Linked DNA regions of Mus musculus: region 2 is linked to region 1. The links are chromatin loops, found by intact Hi-C in ENCODE. Cell type or tissue: left cerebral cortex. All regions are shown on one strand.

The links. Hi-C counts contacts between places; a loop is a spot of excess contacts. Peaks named below come from ENCODE experiments on the same cell type or tissue, not always from the same donor. Only the 100,000 strongest peaks of a DNase experiment are listed, where the experiment ranks them.
Region 2: a loop joins it to region 1, with 7 times the contacts of the local background. A loop is called at or near these places in 2 of 42 quality-filtered maps.

Annotation. Positions count from the first base shown.
Region 1 is chr5:79,296,779-79,304,778 of GRCm38, forward strand. No RefSeq gene overlaps it. Among named protein-coding and RNA genes, the nearest start is that of Gm25756, 520 kb to the left of the region's middle. In left cerebral cortex, no CTCF peak of the experiment used is centred here; DNase peaks (open chromatin) are centred at 3,534 and 3,678.
Region 2 is chr5:77,803,716-77,811,715 of GRCm38, forward strand. No RefSeq gene overlaps it. Among named protein-coding and RNA genes, the nearest start is that of Gm34912, 130 kb to the right of the region's middle. In left cerebral cortex, CTCF peaks have their summits at 28 (motif pointing right) and 4,218 (motif pointing right); DNase peaks (open chromatin) are centred at 55, 461, 649, 1,803 and 3 more places; H3K4me3 peaks cover 587 bases.

The sequences.
Region 1 (8,000 bases):
TCACACCAGATAGAAGATGTCCAAGAGAGTATGGACTCTTCACATTCTATTGAACATTATCATTTCCCCTCTTTCTTATTTGGCTTAATTTTCATTTTCTTCAGATAATCCCTCATACATTCATCTTGGGTGAGGGATTTCTTTCCTATTGCACTTAAAACGATTTTATCTCATCATATCCTTTCATCAGTTTTCCATTATTATACCTTTCTTCCCATAAAGTAGTAGGCTACATGGTTTACCTGTGATATCTCCCTTTCTAGAACTTAAACATCATAAAATTGTGGATTGTTTTTTTTATCCCCATGTATTGTTTGCTTATAAACTTAAAGTTATAAATGACTATCATCATAAGTGATCATTTAATAACTGTTATTACAGAAGATATACATCTCAAAGGAGTAAATACTCATACTAGGAAGGGACTTAGTTGTGTGGCTGCTATTGTAATATCTAAAGTATATTATCACATGCAGTTGCCATTTATAAAAAAATACTAAATTTTAATTTTAAAAATTATTACTTACTATTTAAGGAATTAAATTATCAAATTTAATTTAATAAAATTTTATTTCAATGGGTGATGTCAAAATTATAATTATTCTCTAAAGTAGTTCAAAGTTCTTTTTTATCAGGGCCTGAAAATTTCACGAACATGATCCTGCAAATAAAACAACTTAGACAAAAAAGGATATTATTGTATTATCAGTATCCCTCTAAATTAAACGAAATTTACATTAAACAAGAAATTATTTATTCTAGTAAATTTTCTAAACAGATACATATTATCTTAAATGTTTATACTTTGTGCATAATTTATGTCACTGACATATTTTATAGATCGGTTTTCTCATTAGCTTTACTGTCTACATATTGTATCACTTGCTATTTATTTTTTTTCCATTTTTTATTAGGTATTTAGCTCATTTACATTTCCAATGCTATACCAAAAGTCCCCCATATCCACCCACCCCCACTCCCCCTTTTTGGCCCTGGTGTTCCGTGTACTGGGGCATATAAAGTTTGCAAGTCCAATGGGCCACTCTTTCCAGTGATGGCCGACTAGGCCATCTTTTGATATATATGCAGCTAGAGTCAAGAGCTCCGGGGTACTGGTTAGTTCATAATGTTGTTCCACCTATAGGGTTGCAGATCCCTTTAGCTCCTTGGGTACTTTCTCTAGCTCCTCCATTGGGAGCCCTATGATCCATCCATTAGCTGACTGTGAGCATCCACTTCTGTGTTTGCTAGGCCCCAGCATAGTCTCACAAGAGACAGCTACATCTGGGTCCTTTCAATAAAATCTTGCTAGTGTATGCAATGGTGTCAGCGTTTGGATGCTGATTATGGGGTGGATCCCTGGATATGGCAGTCTCTACATGGTCCATCCTTTCATCTCAGCTCCAAACTTTGTCTCTGTAACTCCTTCCATGGGTGTTTTGTTCCCAAATCTAAGGAGGGGCATAGTGTCCACACTTCAGTCTTCATTCTTCTTGAGTTTCATGTGTTTAGCAAATTATATCTTATATCTTGGGTATCCTAGGTTTTGGGCTAATATCCACTTATCAGTGAGTACATACTGTGTGAGTTTCTTTGTGAATGTGTTACCTCACTCAGGATGATGCCCTCCAGGTCCATCCATTTGGCTAGGAATTTCATAAATTCATTCTTTTTAATAGCTGAGTAGTACTCCATTGTGTAGATGTACCACATTTTCTGTATCCATTCCTCTGTTGAGGGGCATCTGGGTTCTTTCCAGCTTCTGGCTATTATAAATAAGGCTGCTATGACTTGCTATTTAAATAGTACTTTTATAATAAGATTATAATTTATTTAAAGGTAAGGTTCTTTTTATGGTTGATGACAGATTGAGATACATGCTTAATTGTATTTATGAACTGGAAATTATATGGGTAAACTTGAAAAAAATAGTTTAACCATAAAAAAAGCAGTCTGCCATTTGTGACAAGATTTGATAAAAGTATGGACACAACATTGAGAATATTTTCATATACATTTAGACACACATAAAAACAACAAATTCAGAATGCAATAGATTATCTCATTTGATCTCTGTAAAGGAAGATAAAATGTTGTTATTTGTAAACAACCCAATAAAGGAAAAAAAGACAACTCATAGAAATGCTAACTTGCTGTTCTAGTGTGATTTGCACTTACATAAGAAAGAATAATTCTTCGAGAGAAACAAAATCAATGTGAGCGATTTGAGATAAATATTCTTTCCCTCTCTTGGCCTGAACAATGTTCAAATTTGATTATCTATCAGCTGACAAATATAAAATTGTGCTATGTCTTAGTTAACTCTAAGCTAATTACTATAAAGGAATAAATCCTATTGAGTCTTGGTCTGTCAAGATTGCCTGTTCCCTCTTGGAGGCCTGTTCTTTTCTGAAGAGGAAAAGGAGGGGGAGTGGATCTGAGAGAGAAGGGAGGTCAGGGAAGGTGTATGAAGTGGAGGGAAGCATTACTGTGGACAGGATATATTCTATAAAAGAAGAGTATATTGTCAATAGAAATAAAAGTAAATAAAATAGATTGCATAAAAAAGAAGAGACAATAGCTACTATAGCAAGACATTACAAGTATTTTGATCATTTTTTTGTGCATTCACAGTGTGGATAAAAGTTTTAATTACATAGTAGGTAGGGTTAAAAGAGACTTCATCACAAATGTTATCCAAATTATTTGAAAAATTAGTGAAGTCTAATTATATGATGTCCATATGTGATTGTTATCTGTATGTATTTTATGAGAAAATTGAATATTTAAAAAGTTCACAACAGGGTGGAATATGAGTATTATACTTCTCTCCAGGAAGGAGTTTGCCTAGTGACAATAGTGGGTATGGTCCTGATTATATGATGATGTCTTCATTCTTTTATACCAGTTTGATGTCAGTCATTTCAACTTATTGAATACAGGCTTATAAGAATAAAGAATAAACATTATCTCAGACACTCTTCCGATAAATAGTTATTTTTACTTTTGAGCTAATTTTCAGTAAATTTTAACACTGGACATATGTGAAAAGATCCAAGCACAATGAAATAATTGCTTCAATTATTTGGGAAACGTGCACAGCGAAAAGGAGTCCAAAGGGCAATTTTCATCAACTGATACTCTGTTTGTGTAGCAAACAACTAAAATAGATTCTGCATTGAACATCATCCATTGAGTACCAGGGGGAAACGAATCTTAGCTTGAAAAATGTAAAACAAGCAAGTGTCCTACAGCACTCATTCAATAGCTATGCTTGGCATCTTTCTCTGCCTCTGTGGTATAAATCTGTCAGAGTCTGTTACAGCCATGGCTTATCTCTAAAGTCTTGCTCCATGCTGGTGGATCTCAGCAATCTCCCTTGTTCTTCATTGGAGCTCAGCTCACACACTAGCTTTTCATTTCTCTTGCTGGCTCTGATTTCTCCTAGTTACAGGAATCTCCATCTGCTCCCACAGTTGATGGCAAAGTAGCCCCGCCTCTCTCCTTGTATTTGTGCCACCCTGTTTCCAGTTTCGCTGTTGTTTTAACTATGTTTTAAATGTGTATCAAAGTTGATTGAAAACTGAAGAAATGTCTACTACTTGTTTAGTTTTATTCCCCCAGGGAACAGTTAGTCTTTGCCACAAACTAAACTGTTTTTAACTGAGGTTCAGAAACTTATTGCAATATGTTTCAAGTAACCAAAATGGAAAATCCACACAAACTGTTTCCTGTGTTTAGCCTCCTGATTTAAAGACAGCTGGTAGAGACAAGCACTAGCATAAATCTTGACTTAGCTTCTCAAATCCTGAACATGAATTGTGATTTTTTTTTATTTTGTGCTTCTGCTGAATGTTTAGCCGTATCTCATGTTGCTATAGCAAAAGGACAGTGATTTGGACTGAGAGGATAGAGGCTCAAATTCCGAACTCACTTATGAGCTACATGACCCATACCTATGTCTAATCTACCTCTACCCTGCATCTCTTTTGATCTTAGAAACAAAATCTAAGGGGAAATAATGAAATTCCTAAACTTTTCAGTGCTAAGAATTGTTAAAGAAACCTGTCAAATTGATCATTTTCCTTTAACAGGCATTTTCATTCTGTAGCCCAAAGATAGCCTGCATTCCCACATAATGCATTTACAGAAGACAGCACTACGCCGTGATGCTAAACGGTTGAGCACCCATAGAGCAGACATATTATCACTTAAAAAATGCTCTCAGATTGGTTAATATTCTAGTAAATTAGTATATTTTTCCATAATAGAAACTTTATTTGACGGGGTAAATCAACACATACATTTATGATCCATTTTGTCAATTCAGGAGCTCAGTTTTATAATTTTCCACTTGAAAAAAAAAGAACTATGAATACCACATTTATCTTTGTGACTAGCTTTCTTCACTTTTGACAACTTCATGTGGCACTTATGTCCACTAAAATCATAAAGTCCTTACATTGATCACTATTTTATCAACTGTCTGGTCATAGATCTGTTAATATACCATAGTTATGTTCCTCCATGTGTTGTTTGCATCTTATATCCTTTTGTTATTTTGTTCTTTAGCTGCATCACAAAGCAAAACAGTGATCCTGGATAATACAATACAACAATCTTTTTTGATCTCTCCTTTAGCATTTCTGAAAGAGCAAACACATTTAATCAAATGAACCCATTTAGCCACACTATCAATATCCTCCACTAAGCTGTAATATCACTCAATTCTGTTTCTCTCGTTTCTTTTTTCTTTTCCACTCTTACAACAAATAAGTCCCTTTCATCTACCATCAAACTTCCAACAACTCTTTTCCTCACCTTTTCATTCTGAAAAAATGATTTCATTGGCCACTTCAGAAGAGCAAGGAAAGAATAAATTAAATAGATCTGAACAATTTCAATGTATGTTAAGGTAGAAATCTGTCAATATTTGGAACCATTTCGCGCTCTCTCTCTCTCTCTCTCTCTCTCTCTCTCTCTCTCTCTCTCTCTCTCTCTCTTGGTCTCTTTCAGTTACAAAGGATTGAAACGGCTTATGTGGCTTTGCAAAGGCAGACATTTAACCTCAAATAATGGTTAATTTTATATGACAAAATGAGTAAGCTGTTTGATGCCCAGTCAACTGATCAGACATCTATTTCTGGGTGTGTCTTAATGATGTTTCTAATACAAATCCTGTTTGAATCTGTAAACTTGAGTTAAGCTGATCACTGTTTTGTTACTGAGAATGTTGAACTTTGCCCAACTGGGGTAGCCACTAGAAAGTCCCAGACTCCAGGGAATCAGAAGGCTCCCGGGAGTCAATGGCAGTGACTTTAGCCAAAATATACAAAAGGGGTGATACAACATGTAGAGACCACCTCCTGTAGATAGGCATGGTACCCAGGTGAGGAATGGGGGCACCAACACATCTCAAAATTTTTAACCTAGAAATGTTTCTGTCCAAAGGAAAGACAGGGACAAAAAAATAGAACAGAGACAGGAGGAAAGGCCATCCAGAAACTGACCCACCTAAGAACCCATCCTATTTGCAGACACCAAGCCCCCACACTATTGCTGATGCCAAGAAGCACTTGCTGATAGGAGCTTAACTTGGGTGTTCCCTGAGTGGTTCTACCAACACCTGAGCAATACAAATACAGATACTCATAGCCAACCATTGAAATGAGCCTGTAGACCCCAATGGAACAACAAGGGGAAAGACTGAAGGAGCTGAAGGAGATTGCTATCCCATAAGAAGAACAATACCAACTAACTGGACCACCCAGAACTCCCAGAGACTAAACCACCAAAGAGTATACATGGAGGGAGCCAGGACTCTAGATACATATGTAGCAGAATATGGCCTTATCTGACATCAATGGGGGGGAAGGAAGGCTGATGTCCCAGCGTAGGGGGACGCTAGGGGGTGTGAGACAGGAGTGTGTGAATGGATGGAGGAGCACCCTCAGAGAGGCAAAGGGGCGGGGTTTAGCGGGATGGGACGAAGAGGTTGTGGAGGGGTAACAGGGAAGGGGGTATATTTGAAATGTAAATGAATAAAATGATTAATAATGAACAAACAAACAAACTTGCACACAAATATTCCAGAACCTAGTGCCTTTAGACTTGGCAGGGGCTGGTAATTAGTGTGTTGGTTTTAGACTCTTTATTTTTAAAGTGTACAATATCTCAGGTCTCCAGTGAGAACTTGGTTCTGGATATCAGCTTCAATAATCATGTTACCAGTAATTCTCCCACATGGTTTGAGAGGTGTCTCAAGCCTGAGTGCATGTACAGCTCTTGCAGATAGGTATGGTTTCTAAAACCCATGTCAAGGAGTTCATAACTGTACTTGCTCCAGAGAATTTAACACCCTTTGAAGCCTTTACAGGAACTTGTATACACATGAGCATAAGCACACACACACACACACACACACACACACACACACACAACACAACACACACACAAACACACACACACACACAGAGAGAGAGAGAGAGACTTTTTAGAAATAAAATTAAATATCCTGATATTTATCTGTGTTATTGCTATGTATAGTCTTCTGAGTTATATAATTCTCTCCTTACAGAACCCATTTCCTTTCAGAGTGAATGAAGTTACAATAGCAAACTTTGTTCTCTCATTGAGTTTCCTTCAACTGATAAAACAGTATGAAATAAGAATTATAAGTCTCTGTGATAAGTCTAACAGTGACATTACTTTCATAATTATATAAGGGAAATTATAAGCTGTAAAAATGTATTTCTGTGCAGTGTCCCTTTTCTCTGTTGGGTGATCTGACCTGATGTTTAAGGAGGTAACATTTCTTTGTCTGGTGTTGTACTGGATCAAACATAGTATGATTTATTCCTTCAATTCTGTGAAATTAAGGAAAGTATTATTTGTGTGGGAAATGAGTTTGTGTGCATTTGTAATAGGCTTTGCTTTGCCTGCAGCATCAGCTATGCCAGCAGTAAGAAAATACCACACTGAGAAATAGAAGTGTGATTTCTGCTGCTGCTCTTTTTCTTGCTTTTTGCCTTGTTGTTCATCACTTTGAAGGCATGGGAATTGTGTTTATTTTGATACGATATGATACAGGTGCAAATATTACTCTGCCTAGAAAAGCAGCAAAATACAAACACCCTTGATATTATTATGAACCCTATCCCAGGTACTTGAGTTTTGTAAATACTTTTAATTACACTGGACAAAACCATCTACTACTAAGTCACCTAAAATTATTTTAGCTATTCAAAAAAAGTCATGAGCTTACTTCTATGATAACTGACTCCATAATCAGGTATCAGGAATGCTTCCTGCAAATTGACTTTGTTTCACTGTTCACGATTAGTGCCTGTACCATATTCACTCAATCAATACTATCTGTTCCCCATCTAGAAGAGAAAGTATGAGGATGCAACTACAATGGAAAAGACAAAGTTAACAATTAATGTGACCTATTTTAATTAGTCAACCTTATTTTTTCCATAACATTACATATAAGTCTTTCATATTAGTTGTATAACCTTGCTTTCTTGCTTTCTGAACCCTCCTAGTACTTGAAATAAAGCTTAGCAAGTTGTACTTGTCAGACTTATTTCTATATGGATTTCATATCTTAAGCTTGGTGTATAAACTCAGATCAATTTTCATCCCTCTTACATTTTATCACTTCTCAAAGAAGTCTATTTTTTTAAAAATGTATGAAAAATATATGTGCATATTCTATTATCTTATAAAAAGAGAGCTAAATTTGGATTACAAATGCCTGACTTTAAATATTAGGCTGGCTCTTTAGTTTTCCCAGAACTTTTGTTAATTCAGGTATAGCTGAGGGTGTTATGTGTAAAACAGAAATGATTTTTCTAAGAAAGCTATTTAACAACATGGTAGAAGAAACTCTGGTTTGGGGCATAATAACTCAGAAATTTAAGCAAAAAAATGGACAAAAGTCTATTATTGCAATACACACACACACATATACATATACACAAACAATTATATACAAA
Region 2 (8,000 bases), 1.5 Mb before region 1:
TGTCATTCCCAAAGTGGCCTGAGGAGGGCAGCCTTGACTTTCTGGTGTTTTATAGTAACTGGAAAAAAGCCCAGGCTTTTACCTGGAATGGAATGGGCCGGTTTGTCACCTAAGTGCAAATGTCATTTTAGCACTTCGCTGGTCACAACACCCTTTCTGGCCTTTATGGGAAATGACATATTCCTGTGTTCTTTGTCTCCAACACATGCTTCAGAAAGGCGCGAGCAGTTACTATACTTTAAAAGGTTGGAGAGAAAACGAAAGAAGAGACCTGGGCGCCAAATACCAGGGAGTACAGAGAACACAAATCAGGTTATGGTGTCACCCAGGCCCTGTGCAAAGTGGTGAAGAGAAAGGATTGCTTCCATATCTCGCTGCTATTAACATGCTTTCTGTTGTTATTTCTCTTTCCGGGGTCAGAGAGATACTGAAGGAGGAGTGGCTCATGTCCCAGCCAGCCCGATTTTCTTTGTCCACCTCGATTCTGTCCCTTGCCCCAGGCCCACTGCCTTGCCCTCCATCCCCCTGCCCTCAGTTCAGCCTTGCTCGTGCCTCTAGCAGTCATGTCTCTTTATCAGTCCCCGGAGCTGTTCTTGGCTGTGGACTGCAGCAGCCCACAGGGGCTGCTGAAAGCAAGCAGGAATTACTACCACAGCAGGTGCCAGGGAGCCATCGATCTGGCCACATGTGACAGCTTAGGGAAGGAAGGTTAGAACAATTTTATGGCCTATTACAGCACCGCTTTCTCACAAGACTGAAATTCTGACGAGTGGCTCTGTCCTACCTGCTTCGCAGAGACACTGAAACTTGGTTTTAATTACGGTAATTACCACTCCCCGCCAGGCCTTGCCTGAGGTGGCCGGAGCTAGGGAACATTCTTCATGAGCTGATTTTTTTTCTTCTTGGCATTTTTTCACCTCTTTTTATCATACGGGACTTTTAGCCATCCTGATGCTGGGATAACGCTGGTACTAAACGCAGGTGAAGTGTAGATGCACATAGTTCCTTCTTTGCATCCCATCTCTCAAAGAGGCGTTGGGGAAGGCCGTAGGATATGCCTCCCTTTTCTTGTCCTGAGACATGAGCTCAATCATTGTGCTCAGTGCCATATCCTGTGAGTGGCTGAGCTAAGCTGGATGGGGAACCCAGACAGTTGCCTCTCAGCAGTCTGGCCCATTTTTTCCAGAGCTCAAGGCTAACTCTGAGCAGAGGCAATGTATATTGGTAAGAAATCATGAGAGGGACTTGGGTACGGGCAGCTCATGCTTGTAATCACAGTGCTCGGGAGGCCGAGGCAGGGGGATTGCCAAGTGTTTGTAGTCACATGGGCTATATACAGTTCTGGACTACCCTGGATTATAGAGTGAGACCCTGACTCCCAAAACCAAAACAAACACACAGAAAAAAAAAGGCATGAGATTGTGGTATTGCCTCAGTTTCTCCATGATGGTCCAGTCTCTCCTGGGAGTAAAAATGGATTGAATATTACAGATAGCAGGGAGCAGCAGAGTTACTGGCATCTCTTCCAGCAGGGCCAACCCTGTCTAGCCAGTTTTATTTTGCTACCGTGTTATGATGTCACCGAGTCATAATTTATTGTCATACTCATTTGTACCCAAGGACTGTTAAAACAATGGCCCCACTTCTAAATTGAATCCTTTTTTTTTTTTTAAACAAATGCTGGGGCTATGTCTACTACAAGCCAGAGCTAGGCTCCAAGCTGGGATAAGGTAACTTTTAAGGCAATGTGTTGCCATCTGGTACGAGATTGTCTGAGGGAGCAACAGAGAAGCAAGTGGTGCCTTAAGTCTGTCTCTTGCCTGTCAACTTAAAATACTCAAGTGAAGCTTTGGTTAGACATTTGGTGTGTGTGTGTGTGTGTGTGTGTGTGTGTGTGTGTGTGTGTGTGTGTGTGTATGTACCCATGTGTTTTCTCTCTCTCTCTCTCTCTCTCTCTGTAACACACACACACACACACACACACACACACACACACACCCTATATGTAGCTTGCTCCTCTCTATCTCTCTTGTCCCTAAGAGCCCAAGAAATAATGTTTACTGAAAGAATCCACAATAAGATTTACTTTATATATTAGAGGAGTCCCCATTAGAAGATTGCACCCTTCATTGTCTGCCCACATCATGGATTCTCGAATCCCACCTGGTACACAGACCCCATCCCGAGCTCCAGTTATGAGGGTGCCCTGCTCATTCCCATGCCATTGCGGCATCTGGCAGGGAAGATGGCAGCAAGAGAATGTCGCATCAGGTGACTGTGCTTTTGAGCGTTCTCTAGCTCCAGAAGCCTGCCATGCTTACAAACAGTTTGCATAATACCTTGTTCATTAAGACCCATAAATTAGCGCTGTTTTAATTGATTTCCTAGAGGCAGTAAATAAAATGACACAGAATGACATCAGACATGGAAAATGACACAGGGTAGGGTTTTTTCCTTCCTTTAGTGCCTGCTTTCTCTCTCTCTCTCTCTCTCTCTCCCTCTCCCTCTCCCTCTCCCTCTCTCTCTCTCTCTCTCTCTCTCTCTCTCTCTCTCTCTCTCTCTCTCTCTCCAACTCTCCAGAGTCTGACAACTCCTTAGCCAAGCCTTTGTTCAAGCCCATGTGTGAAAACCCAATGCCCCTAGCAGCTTCCAGAGCCCTGGGAGAAGTGAGCTGCTGTGTTTGGCACCCTGAGCAGCCAAACCAGGCTGTGCTCACTAGTGGAGTAGGTATGATCAGGCCACAAATGAGGTCTGGCAATTTTGCTCATCGTGGAAACAACTCTAATTGTGAAATCAAAAATCTCCATCCCTCATTACTGCAACTCCTGCCATTCGGTGCCCGGGTTATTAGCATCACTCTGGCTCCCGGGTCGGTCTCTGGCCACAAACCTGGCTGCTCTGGGAATTACAAGGAGGCTAACATTTGCAGAGACTCTTTCTGTGCCAGATTCTGCACAGGGGCTGCACATGTGATCTCTCTACAATCCAGATAAATTGATATCGATTTCTCTGTTTCTGCAGATGAAAGCAGAGAAATTCAGAGAGGTTAATGATCTGGCTCAAGGTCACAGAGCTTGTGAATAACAGAGCCAACGTTTAAACCCGTGTCTGTGTGGCTTCAAAGTAGGTACATTCTCTATCAAATTATGCTACTATGAGAGCTTTTATGTTTTGATCATAGGAGAGCCAGAAAGGGGCTAGCCCTGTTTCTTAAACAGCTCCTCCTCTATGCCTACCAAAGTGAGACCGACACAGAGAAATCTGAAAGCATACATGAATAATTCAGTGTTTATGTAAATCTACACACATTTGCATGTAAAGGAAGCCTTAATTGTGGAATAAAAGTATTGGCCCTGCATTTTGTTCACTGAAGCATCTTGGTGCCTGGCAATGTGCTTGTTACACTAAACAGGCTCAGTATATCTTTATTTAATAAACTAAGAACTGTCAATAGCCATGGAAGAGAGTTTACGAGACAGGAAGATAGAATTCGGGTGTCATTTCCTGAGTCCCATAAAATCACAGGCTTCAGGCAGTGCCTCGGCCGGTTTATCAACAAGACTAAACTGATAACTTTGAGTAGTGAGGATAGAAACTTCAGTGTGTGTGTGTGTGTGTGTGTGTGTGTGTGTGTGTGTGTGCCCAAAGCATTGACAAGGGAATGGGAAAGCTGAAGAAATGAAAGATAGAAGAAGAAAGAAGGAACAGGATTATATGAGAAAGGCTACAGAGAGGTCTGTCTGGCTTGTCTCCACTTTGTTTGTTTGTTTGTTTATTATTAGATCTTTTCTTTATTTACATTTCAAATGTTATCCCCTTTCCTCATTTCCCCTCCAAAAAACAAAACAAAACAAAACAAAACAAAACAAAACAAAACAACAACAACAACACCCTATCCCACCTTCCCTTCCCTTGCTCAGTAACCCACCCACTCCTGATTCACTGTCCTGGCATTCCCCTACACTGGGGCATCGAGCCTTCACAGGACCAAGGGCCTCTCCTCTCGTTGATGTCCCACAAGGCCATCCTCTGCTATATATGCGGCTGGAGCTTTGAGTCCCTCTTTGGTTGTTGGTTTAGTCCCTGGGAGCTCAAGGGGGTACTGGTTGGTTCATATTGTTGTTCCACTTCAAAATGGTGATCCTTCAGCTTTGATTTGGAAAACGACAGGGCTTAAGAGTTAGAAGGATTCAGACAGATGCTGGCTATGACCACCAGGGGGCAGAAGAGGTCCAGCTTCACAAGGTCTTTTGTGACTAGTTTAGGGGACAACCATTCCAAAGACAGGGTGATGAGCAAGGAGATCAGTGGGAACAGGGCATCCTGATTTTTGGAAGGAAATAAGGTTAGGTGAGAGGATTTTCAGCCAAACGCTGTAGTTTTAAGAAATCAAAGTGAATGGGGCAAGGGAATGGGGGATGGGACCAAGGGAGAAGGACAATCAGGTAAAACGAAGTGTTGGCAAGCGAAGGAAACCCTTTACTTGTGTACTAGTTACAAACAAGAAATGAGGACGGCAAAGAAAAAAGTGAGTTACGGAAGAAACAACAACGACAACAACAACAACAACAACAGCAACAAATTATTTTTTATCATGTTATAGATTCTTTATTAGCCTGTCCCAGGAAGGAACCTAGTTTATTGGCTGTCCAGTGTAGAGTGGTCAGCTCTGAAAGCACATAGCCATAAACACACAAACAAAAAAATGACTCAACAGGTTCTATCTATATATTCATGTGTGGACACACATACCTATATATGTGTGTATGTAATAGCAATAATCAAAGAGAAAGAGGGTGTCGACTTGAGAAAGGGAGTATGGGGTGTGTTGGAAGAAGGTGTTGGAGGGGCTGGAGGGAAGAAAAGAGGGGGTGATGCAACTCTCTTTCAATTAAAGATGAATTTTCAAAAAGAGAAAAGGCAAAAAGTAGTTAATGAGACTACAGAATTCCTCAGATGAATTCATATTTATTCTTAGGAAATTGTTTACAACATGTTATGAACCAAAGAGTCCATGATTTAAACACACACACACACACACAGAGAGAGAGAGGGAGAGAGAGAGAGAGAGAGAGGGAGAGAGAGAGAGAGAGACAGAGAGAGAGAGAGAGAGAGAGAGAGAGATCAAGGAGGCTGGGAAGAGGACAGATAGGCATCTCATTATCTACATGCAGTAGACTGAGCTCTGTGAGGGGACACTTGCTCAGGGCCATGCTCCAACCTGACGGGGCTGCAGGACTGGAGTTCAGCACGATTTTTGCCTGTGTCTGTGAGGGTGAGTTTGGACAAGAGTTGGCAGTAGGTTCAGGAAAGGTCATCGTCTTCTCCAATGTGATTTTTGTCTAACTCAATGAAGGACTGTGTAATAGGAATAGCGGGGGGTGGGGAGAGGAAGGTGCATCCCCCTTCCCTGCCCCCTCCTCATTAACTGTAGCCCAACCCACGTGTGGACTTAACGCCATCAGTTTCCGGCACTTCAGCTTGCAGACAGCAGCTTGTGGGACATCCCAGCTTCCACAATTGCACGAGCCAATTCTTCATCAGAAGTCTATCTATCTTCCACATTCGGCTGGCCAGAGTGCGGTCGATAGAAAGGAATGTTTAAATGAATGATGCGGCGTTGTTCACTGCTGGCAACAGGCTGGACCGCAATGCTCTATAGCTGCCTCGTTCTGCATGGCTAACCTCATGCCAACTGAACAACTTTCCTCTTCTCCCTCCCTTAATTACCGTCAGATTCATGAATTCGGTTACTTTGGGAACCTTTTGTAAGTGGAATCCTATAGTTTTCCCACACATGACTGATTGATTTCACTTAGCATAATCTTCTCCATTGCGACGAGTGGCAAGACTGCTTTCGTGTTAAAGCCTGATCTACATCGTATGTATATCAATTGTGCAATCCGCCCATCACCCATGTATTATCAATATTTGTATCTGTTTATCTGTTTTCTTTTTCTATTATATGTTGGTGGATATTTGTTGAATATATCTAATGTTAAATGGCCTTGGTATTAAAACACACACACACACACACACACACACACACACACACACACACACACGGGTGCACATGTGCATGACTATTGCAGGATATTTGGTCACACTGTGAACTCTGAGACTGTGCTGTTTGCTGAAAAAAAAATCTGTTTCTAGTTGTGCTGTGGTTCAGCCCTAGCACACACCTTTAATCCAAGAGCTTTCAGTTCATTGTAAATAGGAATAAATAAAGCCAAGCAAAGGTCAAGAGGCGGAGCAAGCACCGAGTTGACAGGGAGTGAAAGTAGGAAAGAAAAGCACAGAGAGTGAGAGGAAGTGAGGAGGAAGGATAGAGATGCACAGGAAGTAGAAGGGAGGGACATTTGGCTTGAAGGACTTTTGAGACGGATTGGAGAAGGAGAAGGAGAACTGGGACACTGGCTGAGGAGGGAGGTCAGCATCTGGCTTCTGAGTCGTTATTGGTAAAATTGAACGATTGAAATTTTGTTAAAAACAACAACAAACGAATACACACACACACACACACACACACACACACACACATACACACACACACACACACAAACCAACTAGCCTAAACTTCTCTACCAAAGTGAAACTGAATCTCACAAAGGAGACAGAACTTTTTTTTTGGGGGGGGGGGTGATAAAATCTATTACTTTGAGTGCACTAGTAAGGAACATATCAAATTATGCACATTAAATATAAGGACTTTTGTATTCTGATAAAGTTGTTTTATACATACATATCTATCTATCTATATATGTATAGACATACATATATATCTATATAAATATATAGATATATAGTGTTTGGAATTGAATTCAGGGTTTTGTGCATGCTAGATAAACAATCTGCAATTTAAAGCTGTTTTTAGAGCAGTATTTATTTGCAGAGGAAGCAAATGTGGTCCAGCTCTGTTCTTGCAGAGGAGGTGTTGGTGATCAGCAGCAATCCCCACAGCTCCTCTGCTATAACTGGATACATTTTCTTTACCCTGAGTAATGATGTCTGCAAACTTCTCAGGATTGACGACCTGATTCTCTCTCTTTCATGAGACTCAAGACAACTTAAAAACCATTGATAACTGTGGATATTGATGTCTTCCGCTTCAAATAACTGGCACTGTCTCTGATGAGTTTTACAGGATTCCTGTCTACTTGGACAGAATGGATTTTTTTTCCTGGGGACAAGACAAAGTCACACATTGCCTTCTGTGTAGGGCCAGGAATTAGAAGATATGATTCTAGAGAGTACGTTAGAAGGAACCTGGAAACTCGGGCTCTGGTGTGGTCCATGTCTTATTGGGAGACCAGGAACTGAGCACAGGCAGGAACACACCTGTCTTGGACTGACAGTGCAGCAGACACTTGATCTGGATCAGTCGGTATCGTCTACTGTCCTCATCAGCCTGAGAAGAGAATGGCTGTTCTTACCTCCTGCTAGGTAGGGGATAAAATTGGCTTCAAAATAAACAGAGTGGAACGAACAGATTTTTTTTTATGCAGCAGGAGAGGAGCTTTGAGCAGGAGAAAATAATAGTAGAACAGAAATAGAAGATGGAAGGGGTCGAGACAATGGGAGGGCAAAGATGAGGGGAGGACAGGGAAGGGACATGCGCTGTCCGTGGCATCTCACTGCCAGATGATGCTCCTGACAATGCTGGGCCCTGTCACCTCTGTCTTTACCTCTCTCTTGGTATTGTCATGTATGCATTGAACATTGCACATAAGGACATCTCCATTGCTATCCAATACACTTTAACAATGTATTATTAATCTCCCATGTCCCACTGTCTTCTATTTTTGCCTTGCCTTCCCTTCATGCCTCTCAGTTCTTCCAGGAAGTTTGCTTCTATGTTCATTACATACATACATACATACATACATACATACATACATACTACATACATACATACTACATACATACACACACACATACAATTGTATTTATTTGTACTTCTAACCACCAGCTCTCTTTGTTTGTATCAACACTCCTTT